Linked DNA regions of Homo sapiens: region 2 is linked to region 1. A link is an interaction called in ENCODE POLR2A ChIA-PET data of the cell type or tissue named here. Cell type or tissue: A673. All regions are shown on one strand. Links, peaks and the distances in the headings refer to the core of each region. The heading gives the core; the rest is flanking DNA.

Evidence for each region. ChIA-PET counts read pairs that join two places held together with the same protein. Peaks named below come from ENCODE experiments on the same cell type or tissue, not always from the same donor. Only the 100,000 strongest peaks of a DNase experiment are listed, where the experiment ranks them.
Region 2: POLR2A ChIA-PET joins it to region 1 with 7 read pairs; 2 of 35 experiments call an interaction of 5 or more read pairs at or near these places.

The regions. Positions count from the first base shown.
Region 1 is chr16:81,316,563-81,332,739 of GRCh38, forward strand. The region is part of intron 1 of GAN (gigaxonin); the gene reads left to right. Among named protein-coding and RNA genes, the nearest start is that of GAN, 9.7 kb to the left of the region's middle. In A673, for the core only: no CTCF peak of the experiment used is centred there; a DNase peak (open chromatin) is centred at 2,399; H3K27ac peaks cover 799 bases.
Region 2 is chr16:81,850,844-81,867,020 of GRCh38, forward strand. It overlaps PLCG2 (phospholipase C gamma 2), which reads left to right. Exons shown (of 33, transcript NM_002661.5): 3 at 3,601-3,744; 4 at 7,420-7,513; 5 at 8,273-8,320. Among named protein-coding and RNA genes, the nearest start is that of PLCG2, 80 kb to the left of the region's middle. In A673, for the core only: no CTCF peak of the experiment used is centred there; no DNase peak of the experiment used is centred there.

The DNA of each region.
Region 1 (16,177 bases), core at 988-3,487:
AGCTTCTAGCTGGCAGTTCCGAGGTTTGAGCAACCCATCCCAAATTGGAGTCAGCAGACCAAAGTCTTCCCTGTTTGGGAAAATGCTGAAGAAAACTACTTTAGATGCATTATTGTTATAGTTCTTTAAATGGCATCCGTTTGGCTTAAAAGAAGTAAATTGCAAATTGCCGAATCCTTGCTTGTTATCCTTGTTCGTTTTTCTCCATAGCACTTACCACTTTGACGTACCCCATATTTTACACATTTACTTTGGTGGTCTTTCCCAACCACAGTGTGACCTCAATGAGGTCGTGGTGTTTTGTTTTGTTTTTCGAGACTGAGTTTCACTCTTTAGCCCAGGCTAGAGTGCAGTGGCGTGATCTCGGCCCACTGCAACCTCCGCCTTCCAGTTTCAAGCGATTCTCCTGCCTCAGCCTCCCGAGTAGCTGGGATTACAAACGCCCGCCACCACGCCCGGATAATTTTTGTATTTTTAGTAGAGTCGGGGTTTTACCATGTTGGCCAGGCTGGTCTCGAACTCCTCACCTCGTGATCCGCCCACCTCGGCCTCCCAAAGTGCTGGGATTACAGGCGTGAGCCGTGGCACCCGGCGGTGTTTTCTTTTATTCACTGCTTTACTCTTTGCACCCAGAAAGAACTGTGCCTATCAGTTAATGTATTGAATGAATGACTGCCTTTCTTTCTACCACAGCAAATGTGTACATTAGAAAATTGGCACCATCACATTTTCATAGTACACAGACGCTCAGTTATACCTAATTGAGAAACGCACTGGATTCAGAGTTTGAAGACCCGCTTTGTGCTTCCAGCTTTTACTCATATTAGCTGTGAGTTGCTGGTAGATGACAAGGCTTCAGCTCACTAATCTGATGAATGAGGGATAAAAATGAGTCTTCTCATTTAATCACACCTGTGAAGAAATACGTAATAGTGTTGACACCTCATAGGTCTGTTCCCATGTCTTCAAAGGTAGTACCCATTGAATTAGGAAATATCTGTAGTCCGGTTCTTTCACTTTCTAAATAAGAAAATAGGGGCTCAGTGGACATTAGTGACTTGTGTTATGAGGTTATTAGTACTTAATGGTTGAACTAGGATTAGACTCCAAATTAATTACGGCTAACCGCCTTCCTACTCTTGCCCTACCACGTTAGAGCATTACTTGTATTTCACCGTTCTCTTTGTGTAAACTTTACTGTTAGCTGGCTTACAATATCTTAGAATTAAAATGTTTATCAAGCACTTTTACATACTGTGTCATTTTGGTTTCCATTTTCAATCATCTTTAAAGAGAAGGCAGATTTTTTTTTTTTATGTTTTGTGGATAAACATGAATCAGTCAATATGTGTTTCATCAGTGACAGATGAATTGCTTTAAGTTTATTTGGCTATTGAAGTGATAGAATGTCTTGGGATGTTTTTAAAAATTATCAATTCCGAAGCTGTTTCAAAGTAATTTGACGAATCTGTATCACTAACTAGAAAGAAATTTGTTAATTTTGTATTTTTACTGGTAATTTTAATACCAATAATATTGGGCTTTTATAATGTACTTGTTTGTTTGAATAGCACTTTAGAGAATTATATTGAAACAAAATATATTTATGTATTCTAGAACTTGATGTTTCTTATCTTTCCCTTTTGAAACTTAAGCATTTAGATCTGTGATATCATTAATCTGTGAATTGAATGTTCAAAAGTTTGGTAATCTCTGAAGTTTTATAAAATTCTGATTTTGTTTAATGTCTGTGTTTGGCCTAGTGTTGGTAACTGTCATAAGTGGTTGTGTGATTGTGTGGTTTAGAAGCAGTGGTATGGCCTGGCATGGTAGCTCACACCTGTAATCCTAGCACTGTGAGAGGTGGAGGCGGGAGGATCGTTTGAGGTCAGGAGTTCGAGACTAGCCTGGGCAACATAGTGAGACCCAGTCTGTACAATAATAAATCATGTATATAAAAAATAGGAGCAGTATTGTCTTTTGCTTACTATGTGCCCAACAAAGGAAGCCAGTCCAACTCTGTCACACTGGGAATTAAAGTAACTTGTTTGGCATACTTTCTACTTAATATAGAAAAGTCTTTTGACTTATTGGTTTAATCTTTTATTCTGCTTTATCTTTGGTCTAGCCCTTGTTTTTCCTGCTGACACCCTTAGCAATCCTACCATATTAGAAAGATTTTAAATATAAAAGGAAAAGGCCAGAAAACTCAGCTTTGGCAACACACCCTCATGGTCAGCTCAGAGAGGACTGGCATCCCCGGGTTATGTAGAGAGAGCACGTGTCATGCAGCCCTAGGGTGCAGCTGCTCCAGGAAGGAGGCAGGACCTCCTGCGGTCCCTCAGCTCAGTAAATGGCATGCATGCCCCTTTCCCAGCATGCTCCTTTCCCAAAGCTTTTCCTCCTTTTGGTTCCTGGGTGAGATTTTCTCTTTGGTTTGTTGGGGAAACTAAACCTAAAAGTAGTTGACAGGCTGGGCGCAGTGGCTCATGGCTGTAATTACAGCACTTCGGGAGGCTGAGGCGGGAGGATCCCTTGACCCCGGGAGTTCCAGGATGCAGTGAGCTATGACTGCCACTGCACTGCAGCCTGCCTGGGTGACAGAGACCCTGTCTCTTAAATTAAAAAAAAAATAGATATAGATTATATATATATATATATATCTAACAACCTTTCTAAGAATGGCAAAACCGAATTCATAGTCATAAGCACCCACAGAGCCTTTTCTTTCTCATCAACTCTGAGACCTTCTGGGGAAAGCTCCCTGCGGCTTGCAGGAAATTTATTTTTCTTTTGAATATTACAGTTTGGTCTGCTTCATGTCTGAGGCTCTTCCGATTCTGGCACAGTCCCATTGATCTGATGCAAAGTTCAGACCCATTTCTCTCCTGAGCTGTGGTTCTTGGTGAGTAATGTATGTGAAAAGGATTTGAAAATGAACGGCTATGTGCTTCTGCAGTGACATTATGGTGGCTCTGTACAGGTTTCCAGTCCTGTGATCACTTGTAAAATTTAGGGTTTTCTGGAGACCTATTGCAACAAAAGTTTGTTTAGCTCTCAGTCCTGGAGAGAAAATGAAAAAAAAGATTCCTAAGATTTTTAGATCCTTTGATGAGTCAGCTAAGAATGTAAGTGGCTTCCCCCCGACCCCCCCTTATTTTTTGAGAGAAGGCAGGTCTAGTGAGGATAGAATGAGACATAGGGCCTCAAATCCAGCCTAGGTCATCATGAGCGACTTTTCTGGGCTCTAGCTTCCTTATCTGTGAAGTGAGGTGGTTGGGCTACATGGACAGCAAATCCCCTTTAAGTCTAAGTTATGTAGCTCTATGCTATTTTTGTTTTGCCTCATGTGTATGTGTTGTGAGGAGGAGGACCTGTTTCTGTTTTTATAGCTTTATTGTGTCATTTAAAGTTTTGTTTTATGTTAATATTAAAGCATTTCCATTCCCCTGTCATACAGGACTTTATTGGGTATTCTGTTGTATAAATCCAGGCCTGTAGAGTTGTATCACAACAATCATTTATTTTATGCTGTTAATCTGGGTATGTTCCAAGGCCTAATTATTGATGAGCCTGTTTTGCCATTTAAATATAAAGTTTGACTCACAGATGATACTGATGAAACTACTTAAGGAGACTAATAGGATCTCTGTAGGAGGTCCAAGTTTCATAGTAACATAGACATTATTTTTTGAATATCTGAAACATACACTGTAGTTTAATGTCACATGGGCACTAAAGTCCGTGAGTACTATGTGGTGTGTGCAGAGCCTGCTTTTCATCCCCAGTTTACTTTTGTTGATTAATTTATGTGAATAACTGCATAGCCTCTTATTAGATTCTTTGCTTCCCTGTTAATGCTGAGAATACACTCCCGAGGCAGCAGTATCCACTAAGTGTTCCCTGGTAATGAGAGTCTGGCTGTGAAGCAAAGTGATTTCACAGTAATGTTCAGTTAATAATGTTTTGCTTTCTTTACAATATTTTCATAATCTTTTCTTCACTTGTGTTTCGAGTTTATAGTCTTCATAGCAGCTCCCGAATGATTGTCATAAGGATCTTGAATAGTGATTGTAGCCTGTGAAGTTTCTTAGTGCTCAGGGGTTCAGTTAGAAGCTCCAGTTTCTGAGTATCTTTTGAAATCCTGAGCACACTTAAAATAAAATTGACATTACCTGTTCCTTGTACTCTTATGGTGATGGAAAATAAGCTGGGCTTGAGTCTCTTTTAAGGGATCTAGACTTTGTTTTTATCTACTTACTATAAGGCGTTCCTAACAACTGCTCAGAAGATGAAATTTGTCCAGAAGGTCTTGATAGTTTAATGGTTCTCAGTGATTTTCCTTTTCTTTTTTTTTTCCTTTTTTCTTTTTTGTAATCACAACCTTGTTTGATTAAACCCTATTCTTACTGAGTTTTTCAAAAGCGATAATAACTATGTTCAGTTTCAGAAGATCAAAGACATATTTTATCCAGGCTTCTAAGGAAACTAAGCACTTGTAAATTTCAATTTAACACAGATTACTCATGTCAGTTTAAAGATATTTGTTTATTTTATATAACACAGTGGTTGCCACTATTAGTAGCAGTAGATGTTCTAATTCTGGAGAGGTTTTTGGAAGGTTTCAAATGATGAAACAAATCAACAAAATTCTTGTTAGACTAGTGTCTGTAGCATAGAGGGAAGTGTGGGGTGTTCAGATTTATCGTAGAACTTTCCCGAGGATTGTTATTATGAGTAATAGTAATGTGATAGGAGTAAAACCTAGCTCTGGTTAATTTTCTCTAGTGGATAAGTCCTCACTCTTTTACCTATACTGTTTTTACTTCTGCCTCTTCTTATAGTTTGCATTTTCTCCTGTGATGTCTCCTTCAATGTTCTTAAATTAGTTTTTGTTATATAATTTAGGATTGAAGTAAAATGCTCTTCCACATAGAAACTCTGGTTCCTTAGGATTTATATTTGGATGATATAGAGTAAGCATCCAGTTTTCAAAACCGCCTTATCCATTGTTTAAAGTGTTAATGAGTTCTTATGATATCAAAGTGGGACTTAAAATCTATTTATAATTTGTAAGGAAAACATAATTAGGACAAATAAGGGTTCATTTGGTCTGTGAGTGCCATGCAATAAGTTCTTCACAGGGTTGCATCATCCTTCTGAAAGACACAAGACTATCATTTTGTGTACTAAAGCTGTAATATAAATGAATGATTTGTGAGTTTGAATTCTGGGTTAAGGGTGGAGATACGGGGGTGTGAGATGTGACACGTGGCAGGCTATGGTTGCGACCTTGCATTTGAGCGCTTCCCATGGGTTCTCTTCCTCCTAAGCCACAACAAATCCAAAGAAGGAAGGAAATCAAAGGCTCAGGTAAAGGTGGCAGCTCTGGCTCTGTGGAGGATAAAGATTCTATGTCCATCTAGATGGCCCGACACTCTACCAGAGTTCCTGATTCTGGTGCTTGGAAGAGCAGAGTTAAATCATCTTCCTAAGTACTTAGGGCCAAAGAGTGACTTAGCCATAGAATGATGGTCAGATGTTTGCTGCATTCATTTCTCTCTGGGAATGTGAATGCCCTAATTTCTCATAAAGATTATTACAGAAATACTGCAAAATAGAAATACGTAGTACTTTGCCATTTGCTATTATAGTGAAGGGATTTGGACTTTTCCTCTGTTCAAATAAGTTAGAAAAATGGAATACTTAGGTAAATAAGATCTTGGTGAAATATTTTGTTGGTTATCTCCAGTGTTCACCACATGCAGAGGAGATAAGACATCTCAGCAGCGGCTAGGTACTAGCAAGATGGTGGCAACCAACTGGCAAGGCCTTTGCCCTTCTGGAGCCTCCATTTCAATAGAGTAAGGCTTAGAGGGCCAATGCGTATCATAAATGGAAGATAGGAGGACTAGTTTTTAAAAGTTGACTGTTGAATAATGAAATACAGACCAATTAAATATCTTTGGGGTTTATTTGGATTTGAGTTTTTATAGAAACTTAAATGTATATTTTTGCTCGTAGATATTTTGTGGTTCTCTCAACTACAAAGTTGTTTATGTTTTTAAGAACAATTTTAAAGACCATTTGATGCTTGTGATTTTTATGGTAACATATTAATATGACTAGATATATTTTGAAACATAGTTTTATGGTCCTATTAGCATTCATCAGTAACCAGTTGCCTACACCTCTGAATAATAGTAAATGGTTTAGTATTACTGAGCTCAAAATATTTGCACTTTTGTCACTTAAATTGTTTATATTGATCAGTCCCTGAATTGTAAGAAACTTCATACTGAAACCTCACATTTAGGCTGTGAGTTTGATATGAGTCTTTTCTAACCCACAGAGAACATTCACTAGAAATGAAGCCAGAAGTTTAAGGACAGCGGGATTTTGAAGGACAATGAAAATCCTTAGAAAGTTCCCTGATATTCGTGTTTGCCATTCTCCTCTCCATGCTACAGCCCCCAGTCTACTTCAGTGATGGAGCTGGAGGCCAGCAGGACCCATTGGTTAATTGTATAGTCTTCCATTTGGTTAGTCCAGGGAATAGTTTCCCACAACTTCTAGCTTCTCTTCCTTACATGAAAGTTGGTACAGGGATTTGACACTTAGTATAACAGATAAGAGACTTCTCTCGGGGTTTTTGGTGGGTTTGTTTGTTCTCCTGCTTGGCCTCCTTAACAGCTACTGTCTTGTGCGACCAAAGCTATCAACTTTGTTCCCCGCCTAAAAATTACAATGCCTGCTGTTGGTAGGAAAGGAATAGACATCTCATTTTTATCACCCCCTGAGTGGGGTGCTTGAGCAAAAGAGGTTACCATTTCCTTTATTTATAGGCTTCTTTCATAGTGATCAGAAAAGGGGTTATGAAAATATTCACTGTCATAATAAGTCTTGGGACATCCTTAAGAAATGTCATCACTGCCTTAACCCATATGCTGTGGGGTTGTGTTTACCAATAATAGATTGCAGTTCAAGAATTAGCATTGTCTAAAGTTATTGAGATATACTGTGTATTGTTTCTTCACAGATATATTTCACAGTAAAGGGACCTTCTATATAATTAGGGTGTTGTTTAGGGAGTTGATTACAGGTTTAGTCGTTTAATACATACACAGGAGATAACTCAAGACATCTCAGCAGCATCTATGTACTGGCAAGATGGTGGCAACGAACTGACAAGGCCACTGTCCTCCTGGAGCCTCCATTTCAGTCATTTACAGAGGATTGCGCCCTCCAGGACTCCATCCTCTTGTGCTGCCTGCCATTGGAGCATTGTATTCAGTGGCCTCCCACAGAGAGTATCAAAACTAACCCAGTATGTGGAGACCTATGTCAGTCTATTTATTTTTCTATCTCTGTGGGGCTGGAGAAGGAAATAAACATAAAACTAAAGATTTAAAGATTACTTTTGATTTCACTTAGTTTTTTTATAACATCCTTGTGTTATGGGTAGTTTCAGAATCTCAAGAATGAGCAGAGAATAGATTTGCTGTGTTTATCAGAGTAGAAACTTCTGATAGTCTGCCCTAAAAGAATTTAATTGGCTGATTTGACCCTTTATTATTATAGTGTTACCCCAATTAATCACATTTACAGAAATGACTTTCTTTAAGTAGAGAACATCAGTTCTTGGCTAAGCCTCTCTAATATGCCCGTTTGTTCATTGCCCTTTCTAGACGGAGTGCCAGCATCCATGGGGGCTACCTGGGGAGGTGAGCAGTAAAGGGGTCTAATTACAGAGCCATATGAGTTTGCCGAAGGAAGTCCACAGAGGATGAGCATGGCTGCTGCTGTGGCCTGGGTGACGGGATCCCTGCTCCGAGGTGGTGCCATTGAAACTGAGATCTGAGGGAGGAGGAGACCTAGGCATGAGAAGAGCAGGGGGAGGCACCAGGATCAGGGGTGGCACCAGGACTAGGTCAGGCCTCTCTGGGAACAGAACACCACATACCTGGAGATGGTGAGCAAAGGGTGGGATGGCATCGACAACAGATTAGAGGCTGGGAAGGCCTGTGATCCCTGAGTTAGAGCTGGCATTTAGACTGCTTCCAAAGAAGATGAAACTTCTGCTGCCATGTTGTGTATTGGGAGCTGGCTGGGGAGGTGATAGGATATGAGAAAGGGACAAAAAAGCAATTGATGGCATAGTTGAGTCTGATAGAGAGTTTAGGCTTTATCTTACGGGCTATGGATGGGCAGTGGTGTATTTTAAAAGAGGAATATTTGTTTGTGTATTGTTTTAAAGTCACTCCAATGCAGTGCTGCTGGGTGTGCTCTATAAAAGCCAAGAGTGGAACCAGCGGCCGTTTCAGCAGGTGCTGCAGTTGTTCAGATGGAAAGTGGGATGCCCTGGGCCAGGTTTGGCAGTGGAGGCGGACACAGCAGCTGGATTACAGACATTTGGCACCAGGACATGTTGATGAGGAAAAGGGCAGACCAGGGATGACTCGCAGCCAGGGATGGCTCCCAGGCAGGGATGGCTCCCAGGCACGGATGCTCCCAGGCATGCTGTTGGCTTCTTCATCGTCACCAACAGATGATGTTCATCACACTTACAGTAGGCATTAAAGTCAGGACAGTTTAGGAAGACTAGTGAAATACAGAGCTTACTCTCAAGTTTTACAGCTTAGTTGTGAAAAAACAAAGTATAGAACAAAAGCTATTTTAATTTTACAGATACTTCTAGCTGTAGGAATTGCGAGGGGAAGAACTACTTGGGCGATCACATATGGAGGAAATGGTATTTGAACAAAGCCTTGGAGAGGATGAGTAGGAGTTGGGTGGGTGAAAGGGGACAGCAGGGCCATTGAGGCAGAACAAAGGATAAATGCAGGAACATCAGGCTTGTGTTTGGGGTAGTGAATAGGAACAGTGGCTGGGAGGAAGGTAAGACATATTCTAGCATGCCGGGTTATTGGTTTAGATTTTTACTTTATCATCAGTTGCTAATCATTAAAGACTAGTACCATACTGAAGCCCTACTTTAAGAAGGCATTTAGTTGCTGTGTATCTACAGGACCAGGAAGGGATGAACATGGAGCTACTAGACCAATTGAGAGCAGCGCACTGGGACAGTGTCCTAGGCATCAAGATGGTGGTGGGTCTCCAGAATTAAGGAGGAAATCAACTGGATGCTAATTGAACATGAGAACTAAGAATGAAGAAAAAAGAAGAGATAACAGTTTTGAGCCTGGCTGCCTAGGGAAAGTGGGGAAGACAACAGTCTGTCTTAAATGTGTTGAATTTGAATTAACATTGCTGTTTAAACACCTTAATTATATTCTTCTAGCCCTTGACAGCTCTGCAGAGTACTTCACCTGTCTGTGAATATGTTTTGCTTTCTGCATGTGTTTCTTGTCTCTCTGCCTTTCTTGACTTCCTACTCTTGCTTGCAGATAATTTCATATTCATCCTTCAAGGCCTGGTTCAAGTATCCCTTCCTCTGTAAGATTTTTCCAACTCTGCCAAATAATCACTCCCTCCAGCAGACTCCTTTAGTTCATGGTGTGTGCCTTCAGCAAGGAGTGCATCATCGCCTCATTTAGTGTGGAAAACCAGTAGACATATGGAGTGGGTGATTTTAAAGCCCATCATCTTTTTTGTCCAGGGCCAGGGGCACTCAGTCCGTAAGCAGAACTTTCATACGTAAGATAATTGAGTTGGTTGGGTGCCGTGGCTCAAGCCTATAATCCCAGCACTTTGGGAGGCTGAAGCGGGCAGATCACCTGAGGTTGGGAGTTCGAGACTAGCCTGACCAACGTGGAGAAACACCATCTCTACTAAAAATACAAAAAAAAAAAAAAAAAAAATTAGCCAGATGTGGTGGCACATGCCTGTAATCCCAGCTACTCGGGAGGCTGAGGCAGGAGAATTGTTTGAACCCGGGAGGCGGAGGTTGCGAGGAGACGAGATCGCGCCATTGCGCTCTAGCCTGGGCAACAAGAGTGAAACTCCGTCTCAAAAAAAAAGGATAATTGAGTTGTCTGTGATATGTATGTACAGTCAGCATTGCTTAATGACACCAATACGTTCTGAGAAATACATCATTGGGCATTTTGTCATTGTTCGAATATCACAGAGTGTACAAACCTAGAGGGCATAACCTACTACCCACCTAGACTATCTGATGTAGTCTGTTGCTTCTAGGCCACAGACCTATACAGCATGTGACTGTACTGAACACTGTAGGCAGTTACAACACAGCGGCAAGTATATGTGTATCTAAACATAGAAAAGCCACAGCAAAAATATGGCATGATAATCTTACGGGACCACTGTTGTATATACTGTCCATCACGGACTGAAACATCGTTACCTGCTACATGACTGTCCTGCCGAAAAAGTAAAAGGTCAGAGTTCAGGATGCTGAATATACTACATCCAAGTAAGGTTGAACTTTCTGCCATAGCATTTTACTATGTAGCTGAATACGTTTGTGGGGTAGGGCAAAGGGACAGAATAAACCATTTTGCAACAGAGTTTAGAGTCTTACTTTTGGACTGTTTTAGATGGCATGGTCAGCTCCCACGAATTCAATTTCTGATGCCAAGAAAGCTGAGAGAAGAAGAGACCGAATTCTTTATTCAGAAAGAGTAGCTCTGATGAGAGAGCGTTTTGTCCCAACATGACTAAAGAATTAATTGAGAAGCATTCATTTCCTTGACAACATTTTGGAAGGCATTTTCAGCTTCAAGTTGTTTGGAGAAGTTTATAGCAGTGGATTATAAATTAAGGAGGCGCCAGAAGCAAAAAGGTGGTTTTCAGATGGAGCTTAAACATGCTAACGGGAAGTTCATCCTGGAGCTGCCTCTTATTTATTAAAGGGAACTGGAGGGGTGTACTGGAGGCTGTAGTTTTTGTTTCCCCTACTCCACTATCTCCTTTCCTAAAAAAGGAAAAAGGGGGCAGTCTCTTAAAGTTCACTTAATGCTTCGGTTTGAACTACACAAAAAAGACAAGTACAAAGACAATAATAAATTCACATAAATTCCTGCTTTCATTTTGGATTTATTTAGGAGGCCTACTTTCTTTGAAAAGGCATAAAATCTTCCTTGTAACTCTCTACATTGGGAAAGAGAAAATGGAAAGTGAGTAGAAACATGAACTTGCTTCTGAAGTATGGAGCTCCTATAGTATTTAAAGTGCTGCCTGTGTACTGTAGCAAGAAAGAACCAGATAAGCCAGTTTTTAATTAGACAGGGGAAACTTGTAAGAGTGCTCCCCAAAGTGAAGGGGCTTATTCTTGAGATGCTCATTTGCATGGGGGTCTTAAGGTTATATAGAAAGAGCCTTTTAATAGCCTCCGAAATAGAATAGCAAAGTAGAAAATCTAGAACTGTTTGACAGGTTGTGGCACGAATGCCTTCCTTTTATGTACCTTTCCAAAAGGTCAGGGTGTGACCAGAACAAGGAATCAGACTTGTTTCATTGAAGCAGAATTTCTTGGCTTCACCAGTTGCTGCGTCATCGTTTTAATCGTCTTTGAACTCTTAAAATTTTAACATGCATTTTCAAACCTTGTCTTTTAAGAGAGAAATTTTATTGACTGCTTTACTTTCAAAATGACGCGAACTAGATTTAAATTTAAAAAATCTATACACACAAAAAATTGGGAAATTACATTGGAGCTTCATTTATGTTGCCCTCAATTTCTGGTTCTGAACAGTATACTTAATGTATAGTTACAGTTGAAGTAGTTGAAATCTATATTTACCTGTTATTTACAGTTCGTCTTTTTACTTGAATTCATTTCACATCTCTCTCGTATCTCAATGTAATGCCCATAGTTGTCATTTTTAATAGCTGTTATTACATCATATTACTGTTTCATATTCTGTGCTTCAGAAATGTCATTCTCTTTGCCATTTAATTTGCAGGCTGAATGATGACACCATAAACAAATCAGAAAAAGAGTTTGGGTTCTTTTTGTATTTTTTGTGACTACAGGTAAACCTACTTTGGAGACTATATCCCAGATCTGAAGATAGAAACAGATTTGTTATTTGTTGTGTGAAGCCAGGTTACTGTCCAGGAAAACTGTCTTATCATATAAAGACCCTACCAGTGTGTATCTTATTTTTTTTTTTTTAGATCTATCACCATTTTTTTTAGATCTATCACCATTCCTTCATCACTTTTGGAAATCATTTCTCAAAAATCGTTACTTCACTTATCTGTTAGACTGGATTTTAAAGTGTTGTGTGTTTGCTATTGTAAAAATATTCAGAGCAGGGATTGGCAGACTTTTTCTCTGAAGGGTTAGAAATAATTTTGTGCTTTGCAAGCCACATGTGGTCTTGGTCACATATTCTTCTTTGTTTTTGTTTTAATAACCTTTTAAAAATATAACAACCATTTCTATCTCCGTGGCTAAACAGGCAGCAGGTTGTAATTTGTCACCGTTTCATCTACAGTATTAGATGTTTAAAAATCTGGGCGTAAAATCTTTTAACTCTGAAGGTCATGTTTAAAATGCTAATTAGACATAATGATGATTTACATGCCAATCTTCTGTAGAGCAAAGATTGATAGTCAAGGCCTATCCTCCCTGACTGTCTCATCTCCTGTTCCCCCACCCTTTTTCTCCTGTTGTTTGTTCTCTTCTCTTTTTTTTTCCTTCTCTCCTGGCTTCTTTGCCCCAGCAGAAAAGTCTGCTCATCTTTTCCAGTGCCTGGCGTGTAGGAGATGTGCACATGTTGAACAAACGCATCTGTTAAAAGCAAGCAGAGGAAGCATAGATTCATTCAGGGCAACTGGAATCCGTGTTCCTGGGTTGCCGCCCTCAAATGTGGCCAAATAAACTCTCTACTTATATTGGAAAAAAAGAAAAAAAGTAAACAGACTCTGCATCCTCTTCTTACAAGTGCATAATTTCCCTGACCTTGCAACCAGGCTTCTTGAAAGAAAAGTATCTCTTTATCTTGTGCACAGTCTCAGCTCCTGGTTTTTGTTCAGTCTGCAGTTAGGCTCATGTCTTACCACTCCATCAAAACTGTTCTTTAAAAAATTGCAGTGTATAATTGCCAAATCAAGTGAAAACTTAAGTGTTTATCTTGACCTGTCTGCTGTATTTATCAGATCATTTTGTTGATATATTTTGTTGATACTTGGTCTCTCCAGGCTTCTGTGGCACCTCTTGTCCCATGTTCCTCACAGCCTGTTTTTCTGGCTCTCCTCCCCATCTGTCCCTATACCTTGATTAGACATAAGATTCCATTCTCACCCTGCACTGTCTCCCACGGTGATCTCATCTACCCCAGAGAAGCTACTGCCTTGACCTCTTTCCTGAGCCCCAGACCCACTGATACCAAGCCCGCTACATGGCCACCTTAAACCCAGTCAACCTAGCTCCCTCCCCCAGCCAGTGGGCTGTCCTCCATTGACTGTGTGGGTTAGTATACTACCAGACTCCCCAGGAGAAATCTAGGAGGCAGCAGAGATATCATCACCTCGCTCACTCTCAGCATCTAATTGATGCCCAGACCTCTCGTTTCTACCTCTCAGATCTCTGGAATCTGCCTTCTCTTCACCATTGCCACTGGCCCTGCCCCTCCTCAAGTGCCAGCTTTCATCAGTTCTGACTTGTGGCAGGACCTCTCACTGGTCTGTCTGCCTCCCTGCTCAGCCCCCGTCAGTCTCCACACTGCTGCCGCCAGAGTGATGTTTCTAGAATGTAATCGGATAATGTTTAAAACTCTAATATCTCCAGAGACAAGGCTGATTCAGTGCTGGGGCAGGAAAAAGACACCAAGAGGCTGGAGCATTTTGTGCCAGAAAGCACTGAGGAGCTCAGAAGACAGGCTTTGTGCAGGGCACAGGAGCCACCCAGAAGGGACTCCCAGAGGCCAATACCTCAGCAATGTGAGCAAGAAAATAAATCACAGTATAACATTGGATTCTACTCCAGATAATAAGATAAACACCCATGTGTCTGTGCATGGATAAGTGAATGAATGAATGCATGAATAAACTAATAAATGGAGGAGAGGAGACAGGTCTTTCTTATAAAAGAATTTCAATTCGTATATGTAGAAGAAATAGAGGATAGAAATCATCATTGAAGTACCACAGTTATTGTTGCAGACAGTATCTACTGATGGCTACAAAAAGGGTGAGATTTTGAGGAGAAAAAGGTATTTATGTATTCCCAAATTATCTCCTTGAATATACTTACAAAGGGAAAAATTATAACTTAACCATGGAGAAACCCAAGAGGTACCACCTTAACCAAGTGACCAAGGTCAGCATCATTAGAACAAGACATAATAATATCATCTTCTGCCTGATACGATATTTCCGTAGTGTATCTGCTAAAAATGCATAACCTCAGTGGAATTATAAGAAATTAAACAGGCAGGCATGGTGGTTCACGCCTGTAATCCTGGCAGGTGTGAGGCTAAAGCAGGAGGGTTGCTTAAGCCCAGCAGTCTAGACCAACCTGGGTACCATAGCAAGATCCCATCTTTACAAAAACTTTAAAAATTAGCCAGGCATGGTGGCGCACACCTGTAGTCCCAGCCACTCAGAAGGCTGAGGGAGGAGGATCACTTGAGCCCAGAAGTTTGAGGCTGCAGTGATCTGTGCTCGCACCACTGCGCTCTACCCTGGGCAACAGAGACCATGTCTCAAAAAAAGAAAAAAGGCAAATCCAAGTTGAGGAACGAGATGCGAATTAATTGACCAGTGCACATCAAAGTGCTAAGGTCATGAAAGACAAGGAAGGAAGGACAAACTGTCACTGATTAGAGACAAGACAACTAACTGCAGGATGGGACTAGATTGGATCCTAGAACAGAGAAAGGACACTGCGGGGGAAAAGTGGTGATACTGGAATAAAGCATGTGGTTTAATTAGTATTTCTGTAACAATATTAATTTCTGAGTTTGGATAATTGCAGGGTGCAAAGGAACTCAGTACAATTTTTAAAAACTTTTTTAAAAATCTTAAATTATTTCAAAATCAGTAGGTGAAAAAAAGAAAACCAAATTCCTAAGGAGCGGCTCCATTTCCCTCAAGGCAAAGTCCAAGTTTGCTTGTGGGAAGTCCTTCAGGAACGGCTCTTCCCCACGTCCCACCCTGTCCCCTCATACACATGGCTGCACCCCGCTCTCTAGCTTTGCCAAACTCCTTGCATTCTCTCATTTCTTTGTTGAAGTTGTATACAATATAGAGCAAATCTCTAAATTTAAAACGGTTTATTTGGGAAGCAAGAATTACATTTTGGGCCGTACGCCCAGACTGGGGTCTTCAGTATGTCAGAAGAACAAAGAGAAGGCTGGGACATACTGTGAAAGAAAGCTCTTGGAAGGCCGGGCGTGGTGGCTCATGCCTGTAATCCCAGCACTTTGGGAGGTCAAGGCGGGCGGATCACCTGAGGTCGGGAGTTTGAGACCAGCCTGACCAATATGGAGAAACCTGTCTCTACTAAAAATACAAAATTAGCCGGGCATGGTGGCGCATGCCTGTGATCCCAGCTACTTGGAAGGCTGAGGCAGGAGAATCGCTTGAACCTGGGAGGCAGAGGTTGCGGTGAGCCGAGATGATGCCATTGCACTTCAGCCTGGGCAACGAGAGGGAAAATCTGTCTCAAAAAAAAAAAAAAAGAAAAAGAAAAAAAAGAAGCTCATGGATGCTAGAGAAGCTTTCAGGAACTGGCAAGCAACGGTGGTGGGTAAACCAGTCAGAGACGTTGCAGGTCATTTCAGCAAGCTACCAGGTCAGACTGGCTGTGGGGTTGCAGCAGGCAGTTTCAGCAACTGGGCTTGTGGAAAAGTTAGTTCTTGCAGCAGGAGCTATGTGCCCTAAGTGCTTTCTACACTGGTCCTTGACTCATATTTAACTGGGTATGACTAGAATGACCCAGTTTGTATGATCAACTTTCACACCTGGGATGTAGTCTTTTACTGTAATGCTTTTGCTGTCCCCCTTCCTTGGTGTACTTGCTCTCCCTCCAAGTATGCCTGCAAGTGCTCAGCCAACCTGAGTCGGGTGCCACCTCTGTGAAGCCTCCTGTGACCACTCTCTCCCAAGAGCTGATTCTGCCTTCCCTTGTACATAGCACATGCCTGCTCCACAGTGCTTGCAACTGCCATGTCTCCTTAGTCTCCAGTGTGTGGTGGTTCCTCAGTCTTTCCTTGTCTTTCATGACCACAGCTCTTCTGGTGAG
Region 2 (16,177 bases), core at 6,655-9,154, 540 kb after region 1:
TCTTCAGATCTCCTGCACATGCGGGCAATAGGGTTAACTCCCTTGAGTAAGATTTAAGATGGGGCCCGCTTATTTTTGTTTCCTCGAGGTCTGCAATCAGTGGGAATGGCCCTTTGAACAAGATTTATAGTGCAAGGTCTGGATGGGGTCCCCACTTGTTATGGGTCCCCCCAGCCAGCTTGTAGTAGAAGTCCTCAGTGGGGTGTGACGGGGGATGAGTCCTTTCTCTACTTTCTCTCACCTTCATCCCTAATACTCTACCCCACAAGGTTTAGAGATACCACCCCCCTAATAATAGGGCCACCCATAATTGAGAAGTGTCTTTAGTTACTTTTTATTTTGAAATAATTTTAGACTCTTGTGGACCTGGCAAAAATAGTACAGTTTCTGTGAACCATTCATTTAGCTGCTCCAGTGATAACATCTTTCATAACCATAGTTATCAAAACCTGGACATGGTCGCTGGTGCAGTGCTATTAATGAAACTGCAGATCTTAATTGGTTTTCACCATTTTTTACATACACTCCGTTTTCTTGTTATTTTGCATTTGTTTTGGTGTGTAGTTCTACGAAATCTTGTCACGTGTAGGTGGGTATGTCTACCACCGTACATGCACAGGATGTAGATGACGTGCTGTTTTTTTACTCTTTTCACATGGCCTTTTTGTTGTTGTTGTTGTTGTTGTTGAGGCGAAGTCTCACTCTGTCACCCAGGCTGGAGTGCAGTGGCGTGGTCTCGGCTCCCTGCAACCTCCGCCTCCCGAGTTCAGGCGATTCTTCTGCCTCATCCTCCCAAGTAGCTGGTACAACTGGCCTGTGCCACCAAGCCCAGCTACTTTTTGTATTCTTACTAGAGATGGGGTTTCACCTTGTTGGCCAGGCTGGTCTCGAATTCCTGACCTCAAGTGATCTGCCCGCCTTGGCCTCCCAAAGTGCTGGGATTACAGGCGTGGGCCACCAGTGCCCGGCTTGTTTTCACATGGCTTTTGCCCACTGAGCTGTTTCTAATTGAGCTAGACCCACGGTAAGAACTCAGAAAGCTTTGAGTGCATCCCATCCCCTCTCCTCTAACTTAATTGTCTGCTCTCCTCCTCTAGCTCCCATTGTTGCCTGTGAATGGCCACGAACCTCTCCTGTGTTTCACTATGACTCTAAGATGCCTTTGCTCACCTCTGGACTTCGTTCTGTCCTCTTCCTTAATTCCAGGCCACAGCCACCTCTTCTTGCTGCAAAGCTGAGATCTCCTTTCTCACTCTCATCTCCAGGAGTGCTGGAGTTCAAAGGTACACCAGGGTTTGATAACACTTTCTTCCATGGTAGACAAGGTGGTCCCTGCCACTCCCAGGCTCATGTTTTACCAGCTTGGGAGCAGCCGTGGAGGGGAGGTTTTACCAGTAGTCCTGGCCAAATAAGTCCCAGGAGGATGCTGATGGTGCAGCTGGGCCATGTGTCTGTCCCCGAACCAGTCACTGAGCCAGGGCACTTGGGTCATTCCCTGGCCCCTGCTGTCGCCTTCAGCTTGTGGTTGAAGGTGGTGGGGGTGAATCAGCTCTATCTAAAGCACATGGAATGGGTGCATCCCATGAAAAGATGATTGTTGTTGTAGTTTTTCAGAAGAAAGGGAAAGAAGGGACTGGTTGAGCTTGTTGAGCTTGTGTCTCTGTGCCAGTCCAGAGTTCACTGGTCATCTTGTAGGGGGAAGGAGGAGTCACCTTTGAGTCAGTCAGGTTGCTATCCTTGCCTGGTAGGTTTTGACCAGGAGTAGATGGAGTCACATGGCAGCAGAAGTTGCAGAACGGAAGGATTTCTTACTTGTTTCTGTTATCTATTGCTATACAACAAACTATCCCAGTGTTTAGTGGCTTAAGACAACAATCATTTTATTTATTGCACATATTTCTACAATCTGGGCATGGGTGGGGACTGGGAGAGCTTGTCTGTGTTCCACATGTTGTCAGCTGGGGCAGCTCACTGGGGCCAGAGGATCCACTTCTAAGATGGTCCAGTGCTCTGTGGCTGTTGGCTGGGGGCTCAGCTGGGCTGTTGGCTGAGGGCATTGATTCTTCTTCCATGGCCTCTCCATAGGGCTAACTTGGGCTTCTTACAGCATGGTGGTCTCCAGGTAGTCTGACTTCTTACACAGAGGCTGGCTTCCCCCAGAGCACAAAATGGAAGGTACCAGGCCTTCTTAAGTATTAGGCCCCAGGCTGGGCCCGCTGGCTCACGCCTGTAATCCTAGCACTTTGGGAGGCTGAGGTGGGCAGATCACTTGAGGTCAGGAATTCAAGACCAGCCTGGCCAACATGATGAAACCCCATCTCTACTAAAAATACAAAAACTAGCCGGGCATGGTGGCACATGCCTGTAATCCCAGCTACTCCTGAGGCTCAGGCAGGATAATTGTTTGAACCTGGGAGGCAGACGTTGCAGTGAGCTGAGATCATGCCACTGCACTCCAGACTGGGTGACAGAGTGAGATTCTGTCTCAAAAAAAAAAAACAAAACAACAAAAAAAAACCATTAGACCCTGAACTGGTACAGCATCATTTATGCCAGCGTGCCAGTGCTCCTAACCTTTTTGGTACCAGTGACCAGTTTCATAGAAGACAGTTTTTCCACAGATGGTGGGGGCAGTGGGGGGATTGCTTTAGGATAAAACTGTTCTACTTCAGATCATCAGGCATTAGATTCCAATAAGGACCACACAACCTGGATCCCTCGCATGCGTAGTTCACCGTAGGGTTTGCGCCCCTATGAGAATCTGATGCCGCTGCTGATCTGACAGTTGGTGGAGCTCAGATAATAGTGCTTACTTGCCGGTACCAGTCCATGGCCTGGGGGTTGGGGAATCCCTGATTTATACTACATTTTATTGGTTAAAACAGGTCACAGAGACAACCTGGATTGAAGGGCAGCTGGCTATATAAGGCATAAATACTGGAGGCTGTGGCCCATTAGTAACAGTCCATTACTCTGGACTGTTACCAGAGTCATAGTTTACCACTCTCTTCTCACAGGCCCTGTGATATCCAGAACCCCTGTTACCATCCCCAACGCTGGGGTTGGCCTCTTATTATTATTTTTAATTTGAATCAGTTAGTGCCTTCATTTCCTCTTCCCCCTTTAATTGAGCCACAGAGCATTTGTAGCTTTTGGGACTCAAGGGAAAAGGTCATCAAGGTCAAGGTCAACCGGACAGTTGACCTTTAGGCTGCCTAGAGTGATCTCTAGTGAGCATCAATTTGGTCTCTTGTTTTTTTTTGGTAGAATAGTCTGTGCTTATTTCCTGAAATCTCAGTTGCATTACAAAAATTAATTGTCCTAGTTTAAAATGTGTCTGTCTGAGAAACAGGGTGAGCGGAAACCCCAAACTCTTCAGACTCCAGGGGTTTGTGGGGTGGCAGCAAATGCCCGGGTAGGGTCTTAGCCCTTTGTCCATTTCCAGAAGGAGGGGACACTGAGTCCAGACGCAGAGATAGCTTTGCGGGATCCTGTTGGGGAAGGAAGGAGCCAGGCTGTGCCTGGGCTGCAGTTGTGTGGCTGCATCCTCAGGTGGAGGGAACTCCAGCTTCTAATTGGCTCATGTTAATTTCATTTTAGTGGATATCATGGAAATAAAAGAAATCCGCCCAGGGAAGAACTCCAAAGATTTCGAGCGAGCAAAAGCAGTTCGCCAGAAAGAAGACTGCTGCTTCACCATCCTATATGGCACTCAGTTCGTCCTCAGCACGCTCAGCTTGGCAGGTAGGTGCATGTTTCTGTGCCTTTCTCCTTCCCTGTGCCTTAGTGTCTTCCTGAAGAAGTTCGCTAATAGCAGAATGCTCACCCCTGCCTGCTCACTGATGTGTATTTGGGGTCATGGTTTTGAATCCCAGCCCTGCCCCTTTCTAGCTGTGTGTCTTTAGGTGAGTGACTTAACCTCTCTGAGCTGCAGTTTGCTCAGCTGTGAAATGGGGAGAATAATAATGCCTATTTCATGGGGGTATTGTGAGGAGTATGTTAAGTGTCTCTCTGGCTCATGCTGAGAGCTGAATAAGTGATGATTAGATAGTTTTAACACTGAAGGCCAGGCTCTGTTGGATGAAAAATGTACGCTGGGCTCATCCCTGTAATCCCAGCACTTTGGGAGCCTGAGGCGGGCAGATCACTTGAGGTCAGGAGTTTGAGACCAGCATGGCCAACATGGTGAAACCCTGTCTCTACTAAAAATACAAAAACTAGCTGGGTGTGGTGGTGCGCACCTGTAGTCACAGCTATTTGAAAGGCTGAGGCACAAGAATTGCTTGAACCAGTGAGCCAAGATTGCATCACTCCCCTACAGTCTGGGTGACAGAGCAAGACTCTGTCTCAAAAAAAAAAAAAAAAGAGAAGAAAAAGAAAAATGTAACCTGTTTTCTTCCAGCAGATGTGGCTCAGCAAATCTGATTGATCTGAAGGAACTGTCCTGAGATCTTCTGTTGCACACACACATGCACTTTCCTCACTTTACTCAGGGGCAGAAGCTTGTATCTACTTTCAAGTTCAGTCCTAGAATTTATTGACTTAGAAGTATATGTATATTAATTAAGAAAATAAATACGATTAAAATAGACCAAAGTGGGTGAGGCAGCTGTCAAAGTTGAGCAATATAGGGACATTTACTTTTCGGTCAAATAACTTATTAATTTCTCATTCATTCTTTTACTACATGTCTTTTGAGCCTATACTCTGTGTTAGGTTGTGTACATGCCAGTGAGCTAGGAAGATGAATGGGACCTGGTGCCGCCTTTAAGAAGCTCTCAGTCGACTTGGGGAGACAGATGTGTGTACTGGGATAAGACCTAGTGCAAGCATGATACAGTGTGCTGTGAATGTTTAATTCCAGGGAAGCTTGGCAGAGAAGGTGACTTTTACATTGGGTTTTGAGGCTTCAGTAGGAGTTTGGAGGAAAGAGAGGGAGGGTGCTCCAGGGAAAGGCTGTGGTGTGTGCCAGGGCTTGGAGGAGGGAAATAGCATGTCGGATGTAGGAAATGAGGAGCGAATGTCTGACTGATGATATGGAGGGGGAGTTGGTAGAGATGGGGTAGGAGGGCAAGGCCCGTGGCGGTGAAGCTTCACACCTCTGTCTCCTTAGCCCCACCTGCAGGCTGAGCCCTGACCCCCTGTTCTTAATTTGGTAAGGAGACCAGAAGAACCCGGGTCTTGGAAGCCAGGATGTGAACTTTGATATATATCCCACTCTTGGTCCCTCTTCCGGAACCCTAAATTCAAGGTCAGCACAGTGATGGTCAAGATTTTGATTCACATTCCATCTTCTCACTTACTGGCTCTGAGACAAACTCAGCCCTTCAGAGCCTCAGTTTCCTCCGCATCTGTGTGGGAAGATGAGAGCAGCAGTCTCTGCCATGGGTGTACGGACTGATAAAGTACCTGGTGCTTAAGGAGAGGCTTCATAGTTCCATGAGGTGTTTGCACTGTTAGCTTCATTTTACAGGTGAGATGAGGCACAGAGTAGGGTTAAGTAACCTCCTGAATGTTACACAGCCCTGAAGTGGTGCAGTGGGACTTGAGCTATGATCTTCCTTTTGCCAGATGCCAAGCTCTTAACCACTCCTCAATGCCGCTTATTAACAAGGGTAATAGCAACCATGGGTATTAGCAAGCCATACTCTCCTGGGTATTAGCAAGCTCTACTTGCTGTCCCTCTGTGCCATCTTGATTAGAAGCAGGGGAGATACTGACAGCTGCTTAGGGTTGTGGTGCAGATTATTCCAGATTCTGCATTTTATTAGTTAGCATAGGGTTAAAAGCTAACACTCTTTAATAAAACAAAAAGCTAAATCCCTAAGCCAGTGGTACTCATCCATGGGAAGCTGAATACTGCCCTCCCACGATGCCCATGTCCTAATCCCGGGAACTTGTGAATATATTATCCTCTATGGAAAAGGAGACTTGGCGGGTGTGGTTAAATTGAGGATCTTGAGATGGGAAATATCCTGGACTATCTGGGTGTCTAGTGGAATCACAAGGGTTCTTAGATACCCGGGAAGGTCATTCCCAGAGAAAGAGATGTGAGGATGGAAACAAAGGTCAGCAGATGAGAGGCCATGAGCTAAGGAATGTAGGCAGCCTCCAGAAGCTGGGAAAGGTGAGTAAACAGATTCTTCCCCAGAGCTTTCAGAAGGAATTCAGAGATCTCATGCAACCAGTCTATTTTAGACTTCTGGCCTCTCTAACAGTCTGAAAATAAATCTATATTACTTTAAGTCACTAAGTTTGTGGTCATTTGTTATAGCAGCAGAGGAGACTGATGACTGAACCTTTGATATACTTTGGCACCAGGCAGGTGTTTCCACCTGTTGATGTCTCCGTCATCCCTCTCTTCTGGTTTAATTACTTTAGGGTGGGACCTAAGTATTGGGGTTTTGAAAAGCCTTCAAGTGATTCTCCTGAGCAGCTGGGGTTGAGAAACTCTGCTCTGGAGTTGGACACCTGGGTTTGAATTCCTCAGCTTTTTCATCCCTGGAGTCAGTGTGCTGCCAGGGTAAGATAATGGATTCTTGTTTAAAATCCTGTATCTTCCACTGTCTCAGTGTGCTCTGGCTACTGTAATGAAATGCTGTAGACTGGGGGTTTAAACATCAGGCATTTATTTTCTCACAATTCTGGGGGCTGGGAATGCCAAGATCAAGATGCTGGATGGTTGAGTTCTGGTGAGGGCTCTCTTCCTGACTTGCAGACAGCTGCCTTCTTGCCATGTGCTCACATGGCTTTTCCTCAGGGTGTGCTTGGATAGAGAGGGAGCTCTAGTCTCTCTTTCTCTTCTCTAAAAAGGCATTAATCCCCTCATGGAGGCCCCACTCTCATTACTTCATCTAAACCTAAATACCTCACAAAGGCCCTACCTCAGGGGTTAGAGATTCAACATATGAATTCGGAAGGAATGCAAATATTCAGTCTGTAATGGCTGCTATGAGCTGTGTGGCCTTGGACACATGACTGAACCTGTCTTAGGTTCAGTGGTTTCTCCATGTGTTAAATGGGAATATAATAGTACTTCCCTTGTGGGATCAATATAGGAAAAACACTTAGAACAATGTCTAGTATATATATGTAGTTAGTGCTCAAATGATGTTAACAATGTCATAGTGATAGTTCCCACCACTCCCTCCATTCTTAGCTGATTCCATTTGGCACAGGAAATAACCCACTTGTCATCCCTGTGGTACAAAGCTCATCATGAATGTGTGGCCCCATCTCAGACAAAAAGCAGGTCCTAGGGCCATGACGGTGTGAAAGGGGATGCTTTCTTTGCCTTCTGCAAAACTAGAAACCAGCATAGGCTTCTCCCATCTTCGTGATCTGTATGGGGCAGGGCTTTGTAAGCAGACGTCTTCCCAGGAATTAACACAGCATTTCTGTTCCCTTTCTCCACTCCAGCTGACTCTAAAGAGGATGCAGTTAACTGGCTCTCTGGCTTGAAAATCTTACACCAGGAAGCGATGAATGCGTCCACGCCCACCATTATCGAGAGGTAGTTGGCTTTTGCCTGTTGATTTGCGTAGTTGCTGATTCCTTTATTCTGCTGCCTTTAGCCAACATGGGCTACAGGGGGGAAAAAAAAAAAAAGGGACATTGGTTTTTTGAGGCTCGTTGAGTGTCTTGTATGCAATGGGTGCCTAGTAGCGGTGTGGGCTCTACAGTTTTTCAAATAAGAGCATTTCCCTGTGCTAGTTTTCAGCGTTGGCCTATTGGAGTGAGTGGTGCATTGGACTCGAGATAGAAACATTCCTGGGGTATGTGCTGGGGGAAAACAGGGCTTCCTTCTTAAAGGATTTAATAAGAGATTCAGTGGACTGATCAAAGGACAGATACAGGGTCTGGAATTTTCCACCTATCACTCCCTCCTGGGTTGATGAAGACCTCAAGACTGTCTCTTCAGTGTCATGGGAGTCTAGATGGGCATTGGGGTGTGAGTTATTTTCCTTCCACTAAATCAAAGTCCTCTACTTTTTACTATTTTTCTTTCTAGCTTTTTGGGGATTAAATGACTATCATCAGAAGGAATTGACAATGTAAAGAAACCTGGCCTTTTTGAGTTGAAATCTTGGCTTAGATAGGCCTTTTCCACACTAGGAGGAAACTGCTTCCCAAGCTGCCCTTGTTAGAAAGTTGGAAGACTCCTCCTTTTGGTTCCAGTTCCTTTTGTGCACATTCCGTAGGACTCACTTAGACTTGTGCTATTTTCTAATTTTCTCTTTCTCTCTTTCTTTTGTCTCATATTTCTTTCCAGTTGGCTGAGAAAGCAGATATATTCTGTGGATCAAACCAGAAGAAACAGGTAAGAGTCATTCAGTTTTTTTCTGATCACTTTGGATTTCGATCCTCATTCTATCTTTAAACCTTCCAAGGGGGTGGGAGCATGACTTGTCGGGAGCAAGGTCCTCACTGCGTCCATTGTGATCTGCGGATGCCATGTTGGGTCCTGGGGTTGAGGATGACAAAATCCTCCTCCTGGAGGGAGCCTCTATTCCGCAGAAAATTCAAGTACAGCCTCAGAGATGATCTCTGCCATGGGGCATTTGGACCTCATCACAAATATTTGAGCACCTTTAAAGTCCTGGTAATACAGCAGTAACCACACTCCTGATGGCACCAGCCCATGCTTTGTGACAGGAGAGAGATTGATTGACCGTGAAGAAGTAAACCAGGTGGTTCTTTTTTTTTTTTGAGACGGAGTCTCGCTCTTTCGCCCAGGCTGGAGTGCAGTGGCATGATCTCAGCTCACTGCGAGCTCCGCCTCCTGGGTTCATGCCATTCTCCTGCCTCAGCCTCCCAAGTACCTAGGACTACAGGCACCCGCCACCATGCCCGGCTAATTTTTTTTGTATTTTTAGTAGAGACAGGGTTTCACCATGTTCGGCAGGATGGTCTTGAACTCCTGACCTTGTGATCCGCCCACCTTGGCCTCCCAAAGTCCTGGGATTACAGGCATGAGCCACCGCGCCCGGCCACCAGGTGGTTCTAAGGGCTGGTAGAGATGTGTTGGGTGATGTGATAACGTATATTCAGTTTACTTGACTTTTTCACTTAAAAGTACCTCTTGGAGAAGCTCCCTATCAGTCCTGCACAAAGCTCTATGACGGACTATTATTATTATTTTTTAGAGGCAGGGTCTCTGTCTGTTGCCCAGACTGGAGGGCAGTGGCACAGTCATAGCTCGCTGCAGCCGTAAAGTCCTGGGCTCAAACGATCCTCCCGCCTCAGCCTCCTGAGTAGCTGGGAACTACAGGTGTGTTTCACCATGCCTGGCTTATTTACTATTATTATTATTATTATTATTATTATTATTTTTTTTTTTTTTTGTAAAGGTGAAGTCTTACCCAGACATTTTTTTTTAAAAAAAGCAAACGCAGTTTTGGTTTTTCTTTAGATTAATGCATTGTCATTTCGGAAATCATTTCCGTGTTGATGCACAGAGCGCTGCTCCCAATCCTTTATCATTACTGTGATTAATGCTGCTGTGGAAACCTTTGGGTCTATCTTTCTGTAAACTCATTTGAGGGAGCTGTGAGTGGGGTAAATTCTCAGAAACGAATACCAGCAGCACAGCGTTTGCTGGTCTAATAGTTTGATAGCGAGAGGTAGCAATTTGTATAATATTTCTACCAGTGGGGCAAGAGGGCACCCTTTCCTGATGATTTATTGTGCCATTAGACTTTGATCTTTGTTCATCTGCAACCGAGGCAACCAAGTGTTTTTGCTTAAACTTGCTTTCTTTATGGGTGAGGTTGAGCATTTTTAATTCATTATGTTTTTGAGGTATGATTCAGCTCTTGATAATGTAATGATAAAAACTACCATTTGGCCAGGCGCAGTGGTGTACACCTATATTCCCAGCACTTTGGGAGGCAGAGGCAGGCAGATTGCCTGAGCTCAGGAGTTCGAGACCAGCCTGGGCAACACGGTAAAACCCTGTCTCTACTAAAATACAAAAAATTAGCCAGGCATGGTAGCACGCTCCTGTAGTCCCAGCTACTCAGCCTCAGGAGGCTGAGGCAGGAGAATTGCTTGAACCCGGGAGGTGGAGGTTGCAGTGAGCCGAGATCGCGCCACTCTACTGTGGCCTGGGTGACAGAGCAAGACTCCGTCTCAAAAAAGCAAAACAAAACCAACCAAACAAAAAACAACAAAAAAACCCACCACGACAAGAAAAAACCAAAAAAACCAAAACCAAAACCAAAACCAAACCCTACCATTTATTGAACAACCGTGTATTTGGCATGCCAGGGATTGCATTGAGCTCTTCAGTCCTTGTCTCATGTTAGCCTCACGTGAGGCACCTTATTTTTTTGGTAAAATATTCCTTTCATTCATTCTTGATTTATTTATGTCATTATCCTATGTGGATATGTCATTATCCCATCTAGATGTGTCATTATCCTAGTTAATATCCAATAACTAAACTCTGTCAGCTCTCTTATTTTGTTCCTGAAAATCTTTCCATCTTGAAGGTGACTTCGTGTCTGGTCAGTGTCCTCTGTTACTTGTTAGCTTCAGGGTTTGGGTGAGCTTCCCTGGTTTCTTCACATGCCCGATGGGAGGATTTGGAACTATTAACTAGGAAGTGGTTAAAAGTCTAGTAATGTTAGGTCAGCCATTAGCTCACTCCATGTTTTTCTGTCCACCTGCCTTTCTCTCCGTCCTCTTCTTCTCATCCAAAATGCCCTGCCTGCTCCGCCACGCTGGGCCACCCTCTCGTGTTACTGAGGTGGATCAAATGAGGTGCTTGTGTTGGAAGATTTGGTACACACTGGTCTCTTTCAGCCTCGGAGGTGATGCCTCTTCTGACTTTTCTTTCTCTGTGGCTTATGATGATTCATAGCTGAGATTGGCACAGGGCTGAGAGAGGGAGCCACCCTCAGTGCCTCTCTCCACGCGGTGCTGGTATGGTATGGCCAATCTGGCTCTGAAGTCGGCTCTTCGTTTGTGAGGTCAAGAAATGGATACCACCCTCTTGCTCAGGAGGCATTCTGGCAAGTCCTGCATAGAGATCCATCTTCCCATCGGCTGGTCCAGGACCCTCTGCAGAGAGAAACTTTTCTGTTTCTGGACTGAGTTCATCCCTGTGTGCTCACCGGCTTCCTCTCCTCTACCTCCCTCCCAGTGGGCAGAGCCCTGCTCTCTGTCAACATGTGGAAAATCCCACCTTTCCTGTGGTTCTGGGAAGCCTGGAGGGAGCTTTGCAAAAGAAACTTTGACCAAGATGCCAATGAAAGAGCAACTGACTTCTGTCCTGCCAATTTCCCTCCCTTTCCTGTCACCCACGAGACGAATCGTGTTTCCTGAAGGAAAACAAAGGAGCCACAGAGGCAGAGGAAAGACTGAAGGCGAGAGGGGGCAGGCTCAGGGCTGGCCCAGCCCGGGCAATGGACAAGTCTTAGGTGTTTTGCTTGGCCCAAGCACGCTGTTTCATTTTTTGACTTTTCTAGAGGCAAATGGTAGCAGCGGGCATTTGTTTACAGCCTTCTTTGCAGCCGTGGCTGTAATAAGCACTTTACATCCTTAGGATATGCTCTTGGCTGACGGTTGAGCTAGGTGCTCTCAGACACGTTTTCTATGTGAGGACACTGAGGCCCAGAGAGGTTAAGTGACTTGACTAAAGCAGCCCAGGTTGTCAGGGGTGGCACCAGGGTTTGCAGACTTACTTTCCCCACTGGTGTTGCTTTTCCTTTTTTCTTTTTTCTTTTTTTAAATGTGCTACTGGCCGAGCATGGTGGCTGACACCTGTAATCCTAACAGTTTGGGAGGCCAAGGCGGGTGGATCGCTTGAGCTCAGGAGTTGGAGACCAGCTTGGGCAACATGGGGAAACCCTGTCTATACAGAAAGTACAAAAAAGTTAGCTGGGTGTAGTGGTGCACATTTGTAGTCCTGCTACTTGAGAGGCTGAGGTGGGAGGATCATCTGAGCCCAGGGAGGTCAAGGCTGCAGTGAACCATGATTGTGCCACTGAGCTCCAGCCTGGGCAACAGAGTGAGATCCCATCTCAAAAACAAAAACAAAACAAAACAAAACCAAAAACAACGAAAATAAAAACAATTGTGCTGTTGAGAGCTGGGGGAAATGCAGAAATCTTCCCTTCCCCACCCTGACCAATCACCTTATGATTAAAAAAAATTAAAAACAAATGTTAAAATTTGTTTTATTGTGGTAACAACAATGAAACATAGAACAACATTGATCATTTTAACCGTTCTTAGATATGTACTTCTGTGGGATGAAGTATATCATGTTGTCATGCTCCCGTCACCACCATCCATCTCCAGAACTTTTTATCATCTCAAACTGAGGCTCTGCAGCCATTAAGCAGTAACTCCCCATTGATTCTCTCTTTAGCCCCTGGAAATCACCACTCTACTGTCTGTCTCTCTGGATTGGATTGCTCCAGGTACCTCATATAAGTGGACTAGCAGAATATTTGTCCTTTTGTATCTGGCTTATTTCACTTAGTGTAATGTCTCCAAGTTTCATCTGTGTTGTAGCATGTGTTAGAATCTTCTTCCTTTTTAAGGCTGAATAATATTCCATTGTACAGATAGACCACATTTTGCTTATCTACTTCTCCATCGATGGACACTTGAGTTGCTTCCACGTTTTGGCAATTGTGAATAGTGCTGCTGCGAACATGGGTGTACAAATCTGTTTGAGTCTCTGCTTTAAATTCCTCTGTGTATATATCCAGAAGCTGAATTGCTGGATCAGTTGCTGGATTGCTGTGTATATATCCAGAAGCTGAATTGCTGGATTTATTTTGCCGGATTGCTATACTGTTTTCTGTAGCAGCTACACCTTCCCAAGGCAGTGCACAGGTTTCTGTTTTCTTCATATCCTCACCAACACTTACTTCCTTTCCCTCCTCTGCCCTTGCCCCCTTGGCGTATAACATTGGATTTGCATAAGTAGAATGTGCACTTCCCTTTGTCCTTTAGCCCTGGCAGGGACAGAGGAACTACTCTACCAGGAGGTGGCAAAGGGTGAGGGGGTTGCAGGTGGAAGGCAGGTGGGTGAGTCCATTTATCTCATTCAGCGTGAATGCAAATAGGCTTCCTATTTGAGACTCCAGAATGTTAGAGTCACCTGGGGAAGCTTTGGCAGAGCCACGGCAGTAGTGATTCGGGTTTTACTGTTCTGGGCATGGCCTCTGGCGTTGCAAATTTTTTAAATAAGATTCTTCTGTGAAGCTGGGGTTGAAAATTAGGGCTGTCTAGAGGGCAATTTTCAAATCTGAGCATGCACCGGAATCCCCTGGAGGATTTGTGAAAGTGGAGGCTGCTGGGCTCCATCTCACAGTGGCTGATTGAGTAGGTGGTGGGCAGGGCTCAAGAATTTGCATTTCAACCAATCCCCAGGTGATGTAGATGCTGCTGGTCTGGGAGCTACTTAGAGAAGCAGAACTCTGGGGCTGCGCTGTCCAGCAGGGCACCCCTCACCACAGGTGGCCATTTCAACAAAACAAAACAAAATGAAATAAAATACTTAGCTCCTCAGTGGAACTAGCTGCATTTCAGGGGCTCAGCAGCCCCGTGTGGCTAGCAGCTACTACCTCAGACAGCACAGATGTCTCCATCATTGTTGAAAGTTCTGTCAGATGGTGCTGAGGTTTAAATCTCAGATCTCACACTAACTCATTGTGTGAATTGGGGTAAATGATTTAATTTCTGTGGGCCTCAGTTTCCTCATGTGTAAAAGATAAAATAATAGTTCCCGCCTCCCAGGGCAGATGTGAGGCTTCAGGAGTTAATATGTGAAGGGTGCGTGGACCTGCCTGGCTCATGGTAAACACTTGACGAATGTTTCTTATTGCCATTGTTGCTACAAAAGAGCCGGGGGCAGTGGAGGTGCCGGCCCAGCCTCAGCATGGCTGGTAAGTGTCACGGGGCTGCCATCCTTAATGGTTTGGTGATGGCTGCCTGGGTGCGGGAGTTGAAGAACCCTGGGGGCCTCCCGGGCTGAGCAGGGAGGACACTGTGATTGTTCAGTGCTGTCTGCCATGGGAGAGGGAGGGGCTGTTGGTAACTCATTCAGGGAATAGTTGCCGTCCTTCTCCAAAGGGATTCCCTTGTTTCCTAACCCACAGCCCTAGGTTGAGCTCCCAGGAAACATGATCTGAGACGCAGGTTTGTGTGCAGGAGGCTTACTAGGGAGTGCAGGGTCATCACCCTGGGGGAAGGAAGGCAGCTGGAACAGGCAGCTGGGGAGTCACAACCATGGCCTGGGCACACCTGATGGGGAGCTCTGAGCATGGCCTGTGGAGCTGTCCTGAATTGAGACTAGAGGGCCAGGCCTTTGTTCCCTTGCGTGGACTGGGTCAGAGCTGGCTGCCTTGGAAGGGGCTTTGACCTGGGCGAGGCACTCTCTGTAGGGGATGGCAGGTTGCAGAGAGGGGTGAAGCTGAGCCGTTGGCTTCCTCCCCTGCAGCGATGGGGGCTCAGCCTGCCTGTGCTGGTTTTGGTCGGGCTGTGCAGCACGACACACACACATCCAGAGGTGGGAGTGAGGGAGGGGCTCGCCTAGGGAGAAAGCGGGTGAGGCTGTCCCAGAGCTAGGAGCCCAAAGAAGCTCTCAGCCTCCAGTGTTTACATTGTAAGGGGAGGCCTTTGGACCAGGTGGGCTCCCATGTCCCAGGTGCTTGGATGCTCAAGCCCCTGGTTCCTGGGTTTTCTCCACTTGTTCTTGAGCAGCTGCTCTGGCACCCCAGGCCCCTCAGTCTCTCTGTTCCTGGACATGGGATGGTTCCTTTGCCCTGCTGCTGTCTGGGCTCCTGGGGGGCCCTGGCCTCTTCCTTGCTCCCAGGATGGGCTCCACTGGGGCACCAGCATGAGAGGACGCTGGCCTCTCCCTTGCTCCCAGGATGAGCTCCACTGGGGCAGCAGCGTGAGAGGACGCTGGCCTCTCCCTTGCTCCCAGGATGGGCTCCACTGGGCACCAGCATGAGAGGACGCTGGCCTCTCCCTTGCTCCCAGGGTGAGCTCCAACTGGGGCACCAGCATGAGAGGACGCTGGCCTCTCCCTTGCTCCCAGGATGAGCTCCACTGGGGCACCAGCATGAGAGGACGCTGGCCTCTCCCTTTCTCCCAGGATGGGCTCCACTGGGGCACCAGCGTGAGAGGACGCTGGCCTCTCCCTTTCTCCCAGGATGGGCTCCACTGGGGCACCAGCATGAGAGGACGCTGGCCTCTCCCTTGCTCCCAGGATGGGCTCCACTGGGCACCAGCATGAGAGGATGCTGGTCTCTCCCTTGCTCCCAGGGTGAGCTCCAACTGGGGCACCAGCATGAGAGGACGCTGGCCTCTCCCTTGCTCCCAGGATGAGCTCCACTGGGGCACCAGCATGAGAGGACGCTGGCCTCTCCCTTGCTCCCAGGATGAGCTCCACTGGGGCACCAGCATGAGAGGATGCTAGCCTCTCCCTTTCTCCCAGGATGGGCTCCACTGGGGCACCAGCATGAGAGGACGCTGGCCTCTCCCTTGCTCCCAGGTTGAGCTCCACTGGGGCACCAGCATGAGAGGACGCTGGCCTCTCCCTTGCTCCCAGGATGAGCTCCACTGGGGCACCAGCATGAGAGGACGCTAGCCTCTCCCTTTCTCCCAGGATGGTCTCCACTGGGGCACCAGCATGAGAGGACGCTGGCCTCTCCCTTGCTCCCAGGATGAGCTCCACTGGGGCACCAGCATGAGAGGACGTGGCCTCTCCCTTGCTCCCAAGATGAGCTCCACTGGGGCACTAGCATGAGAGGATGCTGGCCTCTCCCTTGCTCCCAGGATGAGCTCCACTGGGGCACCAGCGTGAGAGGACGCTGGCCTCTCCCTTGCTCCCAGGATGGGCTCCACTGGGCACCAGCATGAGAGGACACTGGCCTCTCCCTTGCTCCCAGGATGGGCTCCACTGGGGCACCAGCATGATCTGGCTCCTCTCCCCACGACCCCTCTCGCTGCCGCTCTGGTAGCGCCTGTTCCCACTGCTCCTCCACCTTCATCCTGCCCTGGCCCAGCTGTTCCTTGGACCACTCCCAGGGCTGAGGCAGAAAGGTTCTTGCAAGCCCCTGGGGCAACTTCCCTAGCCTGCTGGCCGCTGTGCCCAGCCAGCCCCAGCTGGCCCAACAGGGACTTTTTCTGCCCTCAAGGTCTGTCTGTGAAA